Regions from separate parts of the Mus musculus genome. Here region 1 is linked to region 2. A link is a loop called in an ENCODE intact Hi-C map of the cell type or tissue named here. Cell type or tissue: left cerebral cortex. All regions are shown on one strand. Each heading gives the region's core, and the rest is flanking DNA. Links, peaks and the distances in the headings are about the cores only.

Region 1 (7,868 bases), core at 1,801-5,800, 99 kb after region 2:
TTTGCTAGATCACCATGGAAACAGTCTTAAAGAGAAAAATGCTGTTATACATATGCTTCAAATCACATCCCAGAAGGGCTGAAAACCAGGTGAAATCCTGATTGTATGCCTTGCCCAATCATTCTTAAAGTAATCAGTGTCTAAGGTACTTAATTTTCCTAAATAGTTGTTAAATGACTTCAAGATCCTGCATAGTTCTGTGACTTATTTCATTGTAGTGACGTAATTGTGCCTCTACTTTAATGACAACAGACTTACTGGAATTGACTCCTGGAGCCCTTATAAAGAAAACACAGTTAGGACTTACATCCTGAAGTTTACATGCTCTGAACATTTATATTCAAAATGGGCTTCGCCATCTACCCACTTACTGTCGCTTTGATTTGTACTCTCTTATCTTGTCCACGAAGAGTTTCTGTACAGGATCAAGTTCCTTATTAAAGGCCACAGCTGTAACACCAATGTTCCTCTTCAAATGCACAGAGACTGCTGACCGAAGGACAGAGGAGAGCCTGAAGATCCTCTGCAGAACCATGGCTGAGTCTCTGTACTAGAGAAGCATTAAAAGTTAATGTGCTTTTCATACAACACCTGAAATCCATCATGTGCTGAGAACCCAATTCTATGAATCAGGTTACAGCACTAAATTACATCGGAACGCAAGCTATGTCTGGCCAGTCATGTTACCCTTGCACAATAAGGCCTTTCCTTCTTACCAAGAGGCCCTGGGACCTAGGAGTAGCTGAGAGTTCTGTTAGAGCTAAACGGCAAGAGAAAACTCCTGACTTGGGGCAGTGCCGTTCTTTTTCCCATGATCTTAGTCTCGGGTCTGAGGAAAGAGTGAGGTGAGGCTGTTTAAGAGCACTGCTTGTCACCAGCAGGAAAAGACAAACTGCCTCTACTGTGCCAGCTTCCATGACCTCTTGAAGGGACAGAGAGAGTCAAGACAGCTGTCTTAGCCAGGAGTAAGAGGCTGGAAGTTTCCACTTCACAGGCTCATAGGAAGGAAAACAGCTTTGCCTGCTAACAACGCATGATCCCAGCCACTTCACACTGGAACCAATCAACTTCCAAAAGAAACAGCAAAGAAAAACAACGTCAAGGCCAAGTGAGCCCTGCAGTAACAAAAAGATTAGATGATACAAGCTCATCCGAGTTTACTGAGGATCTAGGTCAATAGTTTAAACACCAAGCTTAAAGCCTCTCTCCTCGTCAGACCCTTGAAGCTAAACCAAATGATTTTCTAGCTCAAAGCAGTGATAGATACACTAAAGGAGAGGATAATTCTTGTTGAGATCTGAGTAAAATAGGAATTTAAAGATCAAAATCAAATGTATTCCAAATTACAAAAAAATATATCCAAGCAGGAGGTCCAAAAGGAAGAGAGAGAGAGGCTGAAACTTAGATGAAAAAATGTCTTCCCATCTAGACTTAGCTTATAAAATGGAAGGGTTCCCCAAACTCTAGTGAGCTATCAACAGGAGAGCCATAGTGCAATGAACAGCTTCGGACCATTTCATGAGACAGTAAGTGTACCCTGGAAATAAGACGACCCTCTCCCACCGCACTTCTATGATATCCGCTGTGCTACAGTGCTTACGGGGTCTTACAGGCAAAGCTTCTCAGGAGGGCCGTGATAAAGGCCACACAACCCCTGAGGAAATCCTGCCACCATGCTTCCCAGGCTCCCACCAGCTAGCTATCTGCTGCCGACGCCTTACTTCTACTAGATGAGAGAGAACCATGGTAGTGAGCATACGGCTACTACTTCACATTATAGAGAAAGTATGGACAAGAATTTAAAAATCTTTACGTTAATTTGACAGTTATTTCTCTTGAATTTAGTAACATCACCAATTACAAAAATGGTGGTGGAGGGGTAGTGTTGTTTTGTTCCGTTTTGATTTTAAAGCCAGGACTGGCATCAAGCTTATGAGGCTGGCACTGGGGAGGCAGGCAAAGGCCAACCTTCTGGAGCTCACTTGGCAACCTGGTCTTTTTGGCAAGATCCTGGATACGGACCGATTATGTCTCAAAAAGCAATGTGCACAACCTGAAGATAAACAGCGGAGGCTGATCCTGGCCATTGGAGAAACACAGGCAGAAGTGTCCACATACATATGCACACATAGATACATAGATGGATAGATGGATGGATGGACAGATGGATGGATGGACTGACAGAAATGCACAGAGGGTTTTGAGTGGTACCACTAATAGTTCAAGAATCGTTAACTATATGGCAGCTGATTGGCATAATGGTTATTAAACATATGTGAAGGGAGAGAGTGTATAATTTTCGCTACAAGGGCACAATTCCTGTCTGAAGATAATTTTGGCTGTCCTGAATAAGTTGAATGAAGGTGGCCTATAGTGGGTAAAGTTCGGGCACACTGCTATACTCCCTACAACATGAAAGATAGCAATCTTCCCTATTCTCATTTTGAAGAGTTATCTAAAGTGTCAATAGTACCAACTTCAACAAACCTGGTATAACATTTAGTACTGCTGAAAAAAAAATCAAATAAGCACGAGTTTTCATTCACCGATCCCGATAAAAATAAAACATTTGAGGAAATCAATGCCATTCATACTCTACCAGAGAATTATACAGGCGAAAGAGCTACAGGCAAGTAGACAAGACTTTATAATAAGAACACCACACTTGATTCATCCTGGAAATCTAGGAACACACTTAAGACATAATTAGTAAGGTATCAAGAATTCTTTAGCCCTAAAAATACTGTAAAATACTTCCATATTGTCCACTTAGGAAATACTCTCTAAGTGTTAGGGGAAGGTGCTTCTTTCAGTCTTGCTTATAGGTGATTAAAAAAAATATGTCTAAAGAAGGTTGTTTACCTAACATTCCACAGTCAACCTGCTCCCAATCTAACTGCCAAGACGGTCATTTCTTCTACAAGACAGGGAAAATACATTTTCACTTTCAATAACGCACCATCCCAAACAATGATTTCCAATCCCCACGTCTAATTTAGCGTACTCTCTGAACCCCAAACATACATGTATACTCACCTCCTAAGTCCTACTCAATCGTTCTAACAGTGACCACATTCTCTCTTACCAAAACTACTTGTTGTTTCTCCTTCACTGCCTTTCACTTTTTCAGATTAAATAGAGAATGCGATCTGTTCATGATCACACGGAAGACAAATGGCATCCTAAGTGTAGAACACCATTTGGGACAAATTCCGTACTGAATTAATATCCTGCACTAGCTTGCTGCTTGTTAGAGGTCTGATAGTAACAATATTGGGGAAAGCATGGTGGGGGTGGGGGTGGGGTAATCAAAGTTCAAACCCAGAGGTGTAGCTTTGGGAAGGCGCACGGCTCTCCTATTTATAGCGGTTGACTGACCAGCCTAGCCGAAGGCTAGTCCCTTTGCTGCTCGTGAGTATCTAATCATAAAGTCAATCGACAAAGCATGACTTCTAGATTGGATATAAAACTTTTAGGATATCACCATCGCCCTTTCCTGTCTTAGGAGGCTCGATCGCCGCCTGCATTATTCACAAGCCTGTGGCGCGCCGTGACCTTGGGCTGCCCCAGGCGGGCTGCAGGCTCACCACCCCGTCTTTTCTGCTTTTCGAGTCGGCCCGCTCTGCTCCCAGGAGAGCATTCACGGTCTTATTTAGTGAGCGTAAGGCAAATCTGAATACCCAGCAGGGCCGAGGTCACCTGTGACCCCAGGCCAGGCCAGGACGGTGCCAAGGACACGGGGCTGCGCTCTACTCCCAGGGCAAAGGTGACGGGCAGCCCTCTCTCCTCGTGAAGAAACCCAGAAGCTCAGTCCCAGGAGGCCGAGCTAGCCCAGTTACCCTCCCAGTCACCTTGCACTGAGTCCCGAGCTGCCAGAGTCACCGCCGCCGCCACCGTTCTACTTCCGGCCCTGGCTCCGCCTACACACGCCTACCCGCCATCGCAAGGCACTATGGGCCGCGGCTTCAGTCGTTCGACGCTCACCGGACAGGAAGCGCCTCGAAGGGAGTCTGCGACCGGACGCCTCTAGGTGAGACAGAAGCCAAACAGGAGGAGGAAGTGGAGGGTAAGTGCTTCCGGGTCCCTCAGCTAAGACTCCGCCATCTTTCCTACACTTTAACTTCACCCCCTTTTCCCTCTTGGAGACACTGCACTGTACGCATGCGTATTCTGGCCTGTCCCCTAGTTCAAGCTCCCTTCGGAGTCAGCGTCCCGATCCTTGGGGTTGGGGAGGTGGATGTAGGGTGGGGGTACAAAGGAGCGCGTAAAAACCAAAACCAAAACAAAACAAAAAACCAAAGCGGCTGGGGGGCGTTTGTGCCTCGTGAGCCCCGTCGTCGCGGGCGTTTCGGGCCGCGCAGCCTGCTGGGAGTTGTAGTTCCAGGCCCGGGGGTGCCTGGGAGGCGGGAGAGGGGCTGGGGTTCCTTAGCGCCGATTCCACGGGAAGGGCCCCGGGACCTTACCCTGCTACTCGCGGGAGCGGCGCGGCTCGCCCGGAGAGGCGCTGTACCTGGAGCCCGCGCCGCCGCCGTTCCCAGCCGGCTGTGGAAGCGCGGGCTAGGGCCACGGGACGAATTCCGGAGCTGGTGAGTTGCGGACGCGGGCTGGCGGGGAGCGCGGGCCCGCGCGGGCGGCCTGGTTCCGGGGCTTGTCCCCCCCCGCGGCCGCCTCTGTGTTTTGTTTCCGCTGGGTCCCCGGCGCTGCGACTCCCATTTCCGTTCGTGGAGACTTGAGGGAGCCTGGTGGGGAGGGGCGGGAGAGGCTGTGCGGGAAGCCGAGGGGAGGGGCGCGGGGAGCGGCGTGGCCCGGGCCGCGTTGCGGGACGCGGCGGAGTCGCCCGTCGCACGGGCGCGGTCCAGGCTCGGCGCGCTGGCCGAGCGCACAGCCCCGGGCGCTCCCGGGTCTCTCGGGAAGATGCCAGACCTGTCTGTCACCCGAGTCAGCCATCCCCGCACTAGCAGTACCGATTGCCCTTCTGGAACTGTCCTAGAGTCGCATCGGTGCAATCGTTCTAATGCATAGGATGACTTTCTGCGTCTTTCCCGAAGATGTCAGTGAAAGTTACTGTACCTTGCCAACTTCCCCCACTCCTCCCCCCGACCTTTTTTGGGGGTTGGTGTAGTGCAGTGAACACAACGATGGAGTTTAGGGGATTCCACCCTTAGGGTCCACAGCATAGAGAATGGTGCCAGCGCATCGTTTCACGATGACAAACAGTCATTTGAAACTAAATCCTTAGGTAGGCCAGTGAGATGGTTCGACAGGTAAAGGCACTTGCTGCCGAGCCAGACTGTTCAGCCTCTGGAATCCAGATGGAAGGAGGAGAGAACTGTCTGCTCTCTGACCTCCACAAGTGCGCATGCGCACCTTATAAGTGGTGTCTGGGTACGTGTAAGTTTGTGTTGGGTGTCACTTTCTAGCCTGGCTGACCTTGAACTTGCTATGTAGATTAGACCGGCCTAGAGTTTAGAGGCCTATCTGCCTCTATTTTCTGAGCGCCGGCATTAAAGGTGTGCACTACCTTGCCTAGCAAAATAAGTGCATTTTTTAATTGGTTATTTTATTTATTTACATTTCAAATGTTGACCCCTTTCTTGGCCTCCCCACCTCAATTTTTTTAAAACAGGTAGATTGAGCTAATGACAGGACTGACTGCTGGCAAGAGGAAAACATTTATATAGATCCCCCTCACATTCTTAGGTACCCCATGCCACTAAACACTGGCCATTTTTTTAGCACTTCTTTTTTCTTTCTTTTGTATTTGTATTACTACCTGGATGCCAACTGGATTTACGTCCATTTTATCTTTGCTACAAGTACAGACGCGTAACTTGGGGATACATAGTCGTGACTGAGTCAGTTCAGTAAGTACTGAGTGCGGTAGTAAGGTTGAGGAGCCCAGGGGGGCCAAGTACTGGATTCATCTGAGTCTCTGGCAACTGTACAACAAACCTACAGGACCGAAAAGAGGAATGGTAGTTTTGAGAACTCTCATGCTCTTCCCCAGAAGGAGGTTTTTTGGGGGAGTGAGGGGATTTCAGACAGGGTTTTCCTGTGTTTGGCTGGCCTTGAACGCTGATGCACCTCCCACTGCCTCCCAAGTGGTGGGATTAAAGGCATGGACCACTGCCTTCTGGCTCAGTTTTTAACTTTTTAAAAAATTAATGAATTCATTCACTTTATATCCCAATTGTCTCCCTCCCTGTCCTCCCCCTCACCCCATTACTCCTTCGAAGGGGAAGGCCCCCCTTCAGTATCCATCCTAGGACATCCAGTCACAGTAGGCCTAAGCCTGCCCTCTCCACTGAGGCCCAACTGGTAGTCCAGTTAAGGGAACGGGATCCATTGCCAGGCTCAGAGAAAGCCTCCACTCCAGTTGTTAGGGACCGACGTGAAGACCAAGTTGCACATCTGCTGCAAATGTGTAGGTGGCCTAGGTCCAGCCCCTGCCTGTGCTTTGGTGGGTGGTTCATCTTCCATGGCTCCAGGTTAGTTGACTCTGGAGGTCTTCCTTAACCCCTCCAACTCCCTCATTCCCATCCCCAACTCGTCCATGAGACTCCCTGAGCTCCGCTGATGTTTGGCTGTGCGTCTCTGCATCTGTTTCCATCAGCGGCTGGGATGAAGCCTCTCAGGCGACAGCTATGCTAGGCTCCCATCTGCAGGCACGGCAGAGCATCATGGTTTTAACTTCTAATCAGATTGGGTTTCTGTCCTTTCCTCATGAGACATAGATGGATATGCCAACCTTTCCCGAATGCCGACTGCATTTCCTAGGCAATGCAATGCCGTGTGGAGAGTTACGTTTACACTTCATTTTGGAATGATGTCCATTGGTGCTTTACCAATACCCCGAAGTTTTAATTTACTTTAGTTGGAGTTTCCTTTTTCTGTGCTGTGCTTTGCCAGTGTTGATAGTTTGTCTTAGCGCCCCCCCCCCTTTTTTTTCTATCAGTTAATTGAAGATTTAATCTATTCCACTTATTAGTCCCTTGTCACTTTCAGGCATTGTAGATAGCTTTTGTAACTTGAATTTTAATCATTATGTAATCAAATCAGATTTCTAGCTAAGCAGTTGTAATCGATCCCCATGCTCAGCTTCAGGTTTGAATCCAAGTTGCTTTAATACAGTTGATGTAGCTTTTATTTGCTTTTGTAGTGACTTGAATTAACTTACTGATTTAGACTAGGCCAACATGTAATTCTCCTGAGGTAATTGTTGTCTCAGAGGGTTACTGCCTCTGTCTGCTAACTAACCTAGGCCTAGCCTTGGAGGATTCTAGCCTCTGCACAGTCTTTATCTAGGCCTAGAATGTTTTCAGCCTCTGAGACTTACTGCTGAATAAACTCATCCTTTCTAGCTCTCTCTGAGCTCTGGCTGGCTGGTTCACTCAGCTGTTCTGAACAGCTCAAACTCCTCACCATGATAACTGATTCAGTCTGGTTTCCCTCTCAGCTTCTCCTGAGGTCCCTGCTTTGCCTCAAAGTAGCTCTAGCAATCTGTTCTGGTCTTCTGGCTTCTTACTCTGCAGCCTGTTCTGTCTTTGCCTATGTCTATCTTGTTATCTCTTCAACCTGGCTATAGCTGTCTTTGTAAAACTGTCTCCTGTCTTCTTTTCACTCTGTGCACTGCCTTTTTCATGAGCGTTGGGCATGTACTCTGTCAGATCTTTCTGATTCATCACTTTGTCTGCCACTGTATTAGACATCACTTACAAACATGGGTGCTTCCCTCTACGAACTAACAACTTTACCTCCATTGTTTGGATTAAAGGTGTGTCCTAAGGGCATGCCTTTAATCCTGCTAAAGGAATTAAAGCTCAGGGCTGAGCCACACTACAACTAGATACAGCCCCTCCCCCCAAGTA
Region 2 (7,868 bases), core at 1,568-5,567:
CAGCAAAGCAGGGAAGATAATAAAGTGTAAATCGCCAGGATCCGGCAAGGAAGAGGGGAAAAGGTCCTGCCGGTGGCAATACTAAAGCAGCAGGCTGGAGGCCCATTGTGTGGACACCAGAAAGCTATGGCAGCTTTAACTCGAAGGCAGGCTCTTCAGAGATAAAAGATATAGACACCCCGTAACGTCAGTAATAAAACTTAATACAACTATAAAAGGTGGTGTTTTAAGCAGTAAAAGTCAGGAGGTTGAGGGTGGGACAGACTCAAAAAGTTACCAAAACCATCCACTGAAGACGGTGATTTCAGAACAAATTCAAGTTATGTCAGTAGGAGTGGGACTCCCGATGATTTAGAGGGTTATCCAAAGTTATGAGCACAAATGACATGCGGTCAATCCAAACACAGACAAGTTGGTACCACCAGTATTTTGAACTACAAAAATACCTAGTAAAACACTATTTAGTAGAATACCACATATGAGTTTGTCTGTATTTTTAGACTATATACTCCATTGCACATAGGTTGATTTAGAAGAAGAAAAAAATGGAGGAGACAGGAAAATACCTTATTCACTTCTTTTGGGTCAGGGTCTTTGAAAGTAAGAAATTTGATCTCACAAGACTTGGTCAGAGGCTTATACATGTCCCACGGTTGTCCGTCCACAAGAGCCAGGATGGACTTACTGCAGTACCACTCACTCAGATCTAGGGATGGAAAATTGATTTATGATAGAAATGTGAAAAAATCCACAATGAAAGATTACATGCTTAAGCACTACATTATGAAACAGAACAATTGAAGCAAAATTCTGGGGATTACTTTTGCAGAAATATTATGTATTTATGACATATATATGTGTGTGTGTGTGTGTATACATATATATGTGAATTTTTTTTTAAAAATCCACATGCAAAGTCATTTTTAACAAAATTACCAAAACCTTTAACAATATCTATTAAAGCTAAGTCTAGTCTGAATTTAATCTACAATTAACAAAACAATCTTCAAAGAGCTATAAGCAAATATTTAAAGAGAAACAACGTGAATCCATGGATTGATGTACCCACAATTTAAAAGAAAAGGAAAATATATCTGTCTGAGTCTAGGCTTCTATTTCTGCCATAAAACTCCATAACCAAAAAGTCAGTTGAGGAGGGAAAGGTTTATTCGGCTTATACGTCCAGAATCATAATCCATCACTGGGGAAAGGCCAGCAGGGCTGGGTCCTGAGGGGCAGGAGCTGGTGCAGAAACCACGGAGAGGTGCTGCATACTGGCTTGCTTCTCATGCCTTGCTCAGCCTGCTTTCTTACAGAACCCAGGACCAGCAGCCCAGGATGGCACCACCCACCATGGACTGAGCCCTCCCCAACTGATCATTAATTGAGAAAAATGCCTTACAGCTGGATCTCATAGAGACAGTTGAGGCTCCTTTCTCTCTGATGACGATAGCTTGTGTCGAGATGACACACAAAACCCACCAAGTACAGTATCTGCACACACACACATAAATCTGCTTAAATTAACCTAGAGTCTTGCCCCCAAACCACCTTTCTTCCACTCTCTCATGACACGGACATTTCAAATTAAATAGTATAGTTACCTCTGTAAAATTATAAATGTGAATTGATTGTAAACCAATGACCTCTAATCAGTTCCATTATCTAAGAAAATTCTAACCCTGAATACATATTTTACACATATTCACAAAAATTATCAAACTAGAGTCTGACATATCAATTAGTACATACGTTCCATAACAAAGGTCTTAGAGGTCGTGATGGGGGTGGCTCAGAAACTTCATCTCTGCATATGGTGTGTACAGAGTCCCATTAGGGCCTTAGGCTTGTCTTACTCTCCTCTATAATCCCCTACTGTCTACCACACAGCATGTGCTACGAAATACATGAAAATCAAATGAGTCATTATCACCAGTGCTTGTTTAACTGCCAGAGTGGAGACTGAGTACACATCAGAGCCTTACCTAGAACCAATGCTGTCAATTACCCTAATGGTACTATTACAGAGTCTTTTAAAAAGCTAAACAACAGCCAACCGTGCCTATCTACTATTCGGGAGATATTTCAGTTTAAATATCCTATCTATGGAAGCCCTATCCAAATCCTATCAGTACCTTTACAGCCAACGACCTCTCTAACAATAGAAACAAAACAATTAACGTCAGCATTCACTATACTTATGTTTCCATTCACACATTTAGTACCTATACTAGATAAAACCACAACATGGGACAAGTAGGAAGGAGATGAGACATATACTCGGGGGGAAAAAAAAAACTAAAAAGATAAAGGTAGAATAAATGAAAACTCAAGAAAAAAACAAACCAAAACAAACCAAAAAAACAACCCTCAAAATACTTTAATGAGACCTGCTAGATAAATGCTCCCAGAACATGCATATTACATAGTCATATTCAGACAAACTAGGGAGACAACCTGTACAGCAGAGAAATGCTACGATACCCACCGTACCCACAAAACAAAGGGGACAGTGGGTGGCAAAATGGCTGCAAATAAATTCTACAGCTTCGCCAAGTAATGACAGCATGTTCCCCTCTGCAGTGCTCTGCACAGCGCGTGTAAAATGGTCAACATTGTTCTGCTGCTTACGCATGGCACAACTGTAAGGGGTTGAGATGTTTTTATTCATCACGAAGACAGTGCCGGGATCAGTTTTCCCAACATGCTTAACTTCGATCTTCTCCGTTCGGGGGGTTAACGATAACTGCCTGCTTTTCTCTCTGTTAAACAGATCATTCCGCATTTCTGTCAGCTCCGTGGGTGACAGCTCGGCAGCTGGCGACGTCGCTATAAATCCTATTAAGAAAGCAAAGTACGTAGTTTACTCTGGACCTGTAACAAGTATTGAAAACGGTAGAATTTTGCAGAACATAAGTCAAAAATTCGACTGAGGCAAACTTGAACCACTTTATAATGTTAATAATTTAGGATCCAACAACGAAAAAACAAAAAACAAAAACGCTGGGCTCTGATTTACTCTCACATCACCACCGATTTCCTCAGTGGCGTCCTAAAACCAGACTCGATTGGGAAGGAGAGCAAAGTTGTAGTTGGAAACGGTCTGGAGGGGAGGAGAACGCTCCAGGAAGGCGGAATCCCCGTGTCCAAACGATCAATAGCTAGCATGAGAAATGCTGAACTTTTCTTCCACACCCCAAAGCAAGGGACTTGGCTAGGCAAGCGCGAGTCCTCACTCCCTGGGAGATGGGGACATGTTTGCCGAAGACTGGGGCTCCTAAAACCCCCCACAAGAGCCGCCCATGCCCGCATCCCTTCTCTTTCCCTGATTCCTGCACCCCAGATTGTCTTCCCACACCGGGAACACAAAAAACTCACTCCAGCGAGCCCCGCCGCCCGCGCCGGGCCGCCGAAGAACCAGCCTTCCCACCGCGGTAGCCATGGCTTCCCGAAGTAGCCAAGGTAGCTCGGCGTCCCGGTCCTTCTCGTCCCTCTTCCCCCGGAAACGCGGAACCCGCGGCGGAGGTTCCGTAGGACTGATCAGCTCGGGACCGGATGCTAGGAGCGCGCCGAGCCACGCGGGGGCGCATGCGCGCCTCTCCTTGGATGGCTCACCCTTGGCCGCGCTGCGAGTCTTGTCCTTGGCTCGGGGACGACCGGCTGCCCTGAGGAGTCGCAGAAGTGTCTATTGGACAGAGGAGTCACACAGGCGCCTTTGTCTCACGAGGGTTCCAGATTCCCGGCAGAAAAAAATTAGAGGAGGACTCTTTGCGTTACGTCTTTGACAGTCTGGCCAGCCACGCCGGGTACAACTCTAGAGGGTGGAAATAAAAGAGGTTTGCAAAAGTGAGTTTCAGGTCGGCTGCAGTGGGGCTGAACCCGGTTCACCGTTTAGTCGGCCACGTTCCTGGGCTCTTGGAAACACGTCGTGTTGATTTTGCAAAGAACGTCCTAGAACTCTTTTCCGAATGATCTAGGCACGACTGCACGGAGTAACCGGGAATCTGTGTCTCGTCCCTGGATGTATCCCAGAAACGCAAACCGTGCTTGGCAGCTCAGCAAATATTTGTTATGACGGTTGGTAAAAACACACTGCTACATCTAACGCCTTTGTGGTGCCAGCACGTTCCCGTTGGAGCAGCATTCTTTACTTCTGCAAAGCTGAACCAATGAACCAATATAGTTTTATAAATTTAGTCAGGAATTTTCACATGATCCCTACTTTTAACTTGTGGTGGAGCACACACTGCCACCAGGCGGAAGGGTAAGCTCGGTCACAAATGCTATGTTTTATGCCACACAAATGTGCTGTCTCCTTGGCCCAAATAATACATGTTTACAATTGCATAGGGAAAGTGTTAAGACCTTTCCTCATCTTTAAGGCAAGACATGTAAGTATAAATTTGGATTCAACCATTCAATATTGTACTGGCCTATCTCATGTAAAGTCCTCGGCCGAGAATAGTGACTGATGCCTGCAATCCCTCCTCAAGAAGGCTTAGGTAGGAGCTGGAGAAGCCTTTAGCTACTTAACACACCTTTTCCTAACAATAGAAGTTCTAAATCAACTCTGGAAAAGTGTGCGCGCGTGTGAGCGTGCATGTGTGTTTCTTCCTTAAATGTTCTATGGTTCCCCTGAAAGCTTTCAGCTTCACAGCTTTTAGAGATTGTGTCCATTTCACCCCACCCCGAAAACTATAGTTCACGGCCACATTTAAAACAATCCTCTGGACGTTAGCTTGAGAAAAATTAATCATAAGCACATCTGCACACAGCTGATTGGAGCGTCTACTATCGCAGAAAGTAATTTTGCTGGAAGGATGCCACAGGTGATACTGACCAACAAGTACTGAATATATGCTAATTATAAAACTGTTTATTAACCCACACAACTGCCTTGAATGTCTGCCAAGCAACGTTTGGAGAGTTGGAGAGACCTACCCAAGATAGACTTTTGACCAAGAGTTCCTTCAAAATATGTATAATTTTTTTCCTGCATACCTGTCTATGCTTGCCTGGTGCTAGAGAAGGTCGGAAGAGGGCATCAGATCCCTTGGAAATGAAGTTACAGATGGTTTTGCGCTGCAAGAACAACTGAGCCACTCCTCCTCCTCCTCCTCCTCCTCCTCCTCCTCCTCCTCCTCCCCCCTCCTCCTCCTCCTTCTCTCCCTCCTCCTCCTCTTAGAGACAGGAGTAAAGTCCAAGCTAGCCTTGAACTCAGGATCTGCCCACTTCTGCCTGCTGAGTGCTAAGTCTAAAGGCGTGTACCACCAACCATTAAGGAGGCTCTTGTTGCCCAAATTCATGACAGTTTCCCCCCCACCTTTTTTTTTTAATTTAGCATTCGAAGTATTAGGATTCATTCATTGCAGTACTTTCGTGTCACTAAACATTTCCAATTGTTCCCCTCCCTTCCTTGCTAAACTTGCTGAGTCCTTTCCCCAGATAATCCACTCTTTGCTAACACTGTGATTTGAATTGGTGGGTGTTAGTGGGAACACACTGAAGAACAGACTCAAAGGCACAGTACACTATGAAAAACTTTTAGTAACAACAAGAATTACAATAAGGAATTTGGACATATATACTAGTCCTTTCCCCATGGAGATATGGTGTGCGATGGTTGCAAACAGCAGCTTCCTTGGTAGTGTATGGAGCCTGTTGCCTATATGGGTTGCTCTGAAGGACCTTGGAGGCAATTTCCTGGCAGTTATTCAAGTCTCTGATCTCAATGCTGTCCCATTCTAGGCTCTGGACAGGTATGTGTGATGCCTTTGGGTAACCCTAGTGGCCATGATTCACATTGCCAGGTCGGTTGTTATGTCATTCTGCACCAAGCTGCAGAATATGGGACATCAAGCCTCATGACTGAAGCTCAAGTTCCCTGTCCATCACAAGATCCACATCCCAAAGGAATGAGGTTGCACCAAGTTGAATGCAGATGAGTTTAAGAAATGGTTGATGAGAAGCGGCTCATTCCTGATGGCCATGGTGTCAAATATACATATGGTTTCCTGAACAAGTGGGGAGCCCCGCATATATTTTCACTCTTTTGATCCAAATGCAACATACTAAACGTATGAGTCTGTGCCTGGAAAAGTTGTATGAAGTATCTTAGTGGCGTTCTGGGAGGAACAGAGCTCAGCATGAAGCTGGGGGCAGGCAGAGTTCAGCACGCTAGGATTTTAATCAGCAGAAATGCCTGTGTGTTAGTTAAGGTTTCTATTACTATAATTAAAGATGAGCAAAAGCAACTTTAGGAGGAAGATTCCATCTTACCACTCTCTGGTCACACTCCACTTCTAGAGGAAGTCAAGGCAGGAATCCAAGGCAGGAATGGAAAAGCACTTACTGAAGCAGAAGCCATGAAGGAGTGATGCTTACTGGCTTGCTTGCCCTGGATTGCTCAGTTTGTTTTCTTATATCCATTACTCAAAGGTGGCACCACTGGAAATTGGCTAAACTCTCGTACATCCATTCAATGTTTTACTGGGAGCTGCTCCTGAGAAATGGGATTGTAGCCTCAATGTATACATGGTAATGGGTTTTAGAACTTATTAGACGGCCAAGGATCAACCATAGTACTTATAATTGCAGCTCTATGAAGCACATGAAATAAGCTGAATTTTATAAATCAAGTAATTTAAGGAGCAGGTAATATGAATTTTACATGCCCCTCATAAACACACACACACTTTTTTTCTTTCTTTCTTTTTTTTTTTTTTTTTTTGCATCAAGGCTCTATTTCAATGGTTCATACTGCTGTGAAATAACAAAGAATAAAAAGCAGGTCAAAAAAAGTGTATATTTCCCTCTCTGCTGATCCAGGAAATTAAGCAGTATGGTTCCTCTACTTTCATTCTTTATCAAGTTCTTTGTGATCTGACTTCCCGGGAACCTCCCAGTGTGTGTCAGACGCCTCTGGAAATACAAAAGGCAGTTGAATGGAAAGATGTTCAAAAGCCAATGGATGTAGCCAAGTAGGAGAATACTTGCCTAGCACGCTCATGGCTCCGGGTTTGATCCTAGCACTGCAAAAAGATTTTAAAAAATAATAATAGAACAAAGATGTACAATGCAACTGACTCCTTCAATCCCTCCATTTACAGCAGCCCGTTCTTCCCTAACCCAATAAAAAATCTTGCCAGTTCTTTCTTAATATTAGAGAGGAAACCAAGGGTATAGGCCATCAAGGTATAGTATTGCTTGTTGATAATGTTTTTCTGTTTGTTTTACAAAAGGATAGAATTCATACATACATACATACATATGCATGTGTGTTGTTAAGACTTTTCTAGTCTTCAGTCTTTTTTCTACAACATAATATTTTTATTAATTATTTCATATAATGCATCTTGGTCACATGCTTTCTATTCCCCCCCCCCAGGTTCTTCCAAGTCTTGTGCCTCCCCCAAAATAACAACAACAACAACAAACCCACCAAGACCAATTTGTATTTCCCATTTACTCTTTGGAGCATGTCCAATGACCAGTCCGTTCAAGAAAACTGAGTCCTTCTTCACCATACCACCACCACCAGCTCCACCACCACCACCACCCCTGTCAGAAGCTATCAACTGTGAAGACTGTGAAGAGCTACCCAGTGGGAAATGTGGAGGTTGTCACAGAAGCCTTCGGTGTTTCTCATTCTCAGTTATGAGTCTACAGTCACAGATGCCTCTGCTAAAGAAACCTCCTTGCCAAAGCAGCCGACCGAAGCATGGATCATGGACTTCTTCAAGATCACATCACCTTCATCCTTAAACACAAACAATGCTTATTTAAACTGCTGATGAGTCAATACGTACTGAAAATTACAAATAAAATCACAAATTGGTGCAGATCATGTATCTCACCCCTCCCCCTCA

What was found. Hi-C counts contacts between places; a loop is a spot of excess contacts. Peaks named below come from ENCODE experiments on the same cell type or tissue, not always from the same donor. Only the 100,000 strongest peaks of a DNase experiment are listed, where the experiment ranks them.
Region 1: it touches region 2 in a loop (5-fold over the local background); 33 of 42 quality-filtered maps call a loop at or near these places.

The regions. Positions count from the first base shown.
Region 1 is chr16:84,830,958-84,838,825 of GRCm38, forward strand. It overlaps Atp5j (ATP synthase, H+ transporting, mitochondrial F0 complex, subunit F), which reads right to left and starts at 4,065. Exons shown (of 4, transcript NM_001302214.1): 1 at 3,852-4,065; 2 at 372-550. The coding sequence starts at 535. It overlaps Gabpa (GA repeat binding protein, alpha), which reads left to right and starts at 4,167. Exons shown (of 10, transcript NM_008065.2): 1 at 4,167-4,586. In left cerebral cortex, for the core only: no CTCF peak of the experiment used is centred there; DNase peaks (open chromatin) are centred at 1,969, 4,016, 4,356, 4,694 and 2 more places; H3K4me3 peaks cover 3,062 bases; H3K27ac peaks cover 2,508 bases.
Region 2 is chr16:84,731,776-84,739,643 of GRCm38, forward strand. Mrpl39 (mitochondrial ribosomal protein L39) reads right to left here and starts at 3,469. Exons shown (of 10, transcript NM_017404.5): 1 at 3,379-3,469; 2 at 2,632-2,838; 3 at 567-706. The coding sequence starts at 3,442. Gm32202 (predicted gene, 32202) reads right to left here. Exons shown (of 2, transcript NR_168512.1): 2 at 7,308-7,759. It also overlaps the pseudogene Gm26153. In left cerebral cortex, for the core only: CTCF peaks have their summits at 3,580 and 4,237; DNase peaks (open chromatin) are centred at 2,700, 3,530 and 4,000; H3K4me3 peaks cover 1,875 bases; H3K27ac peaks cover 833 bases.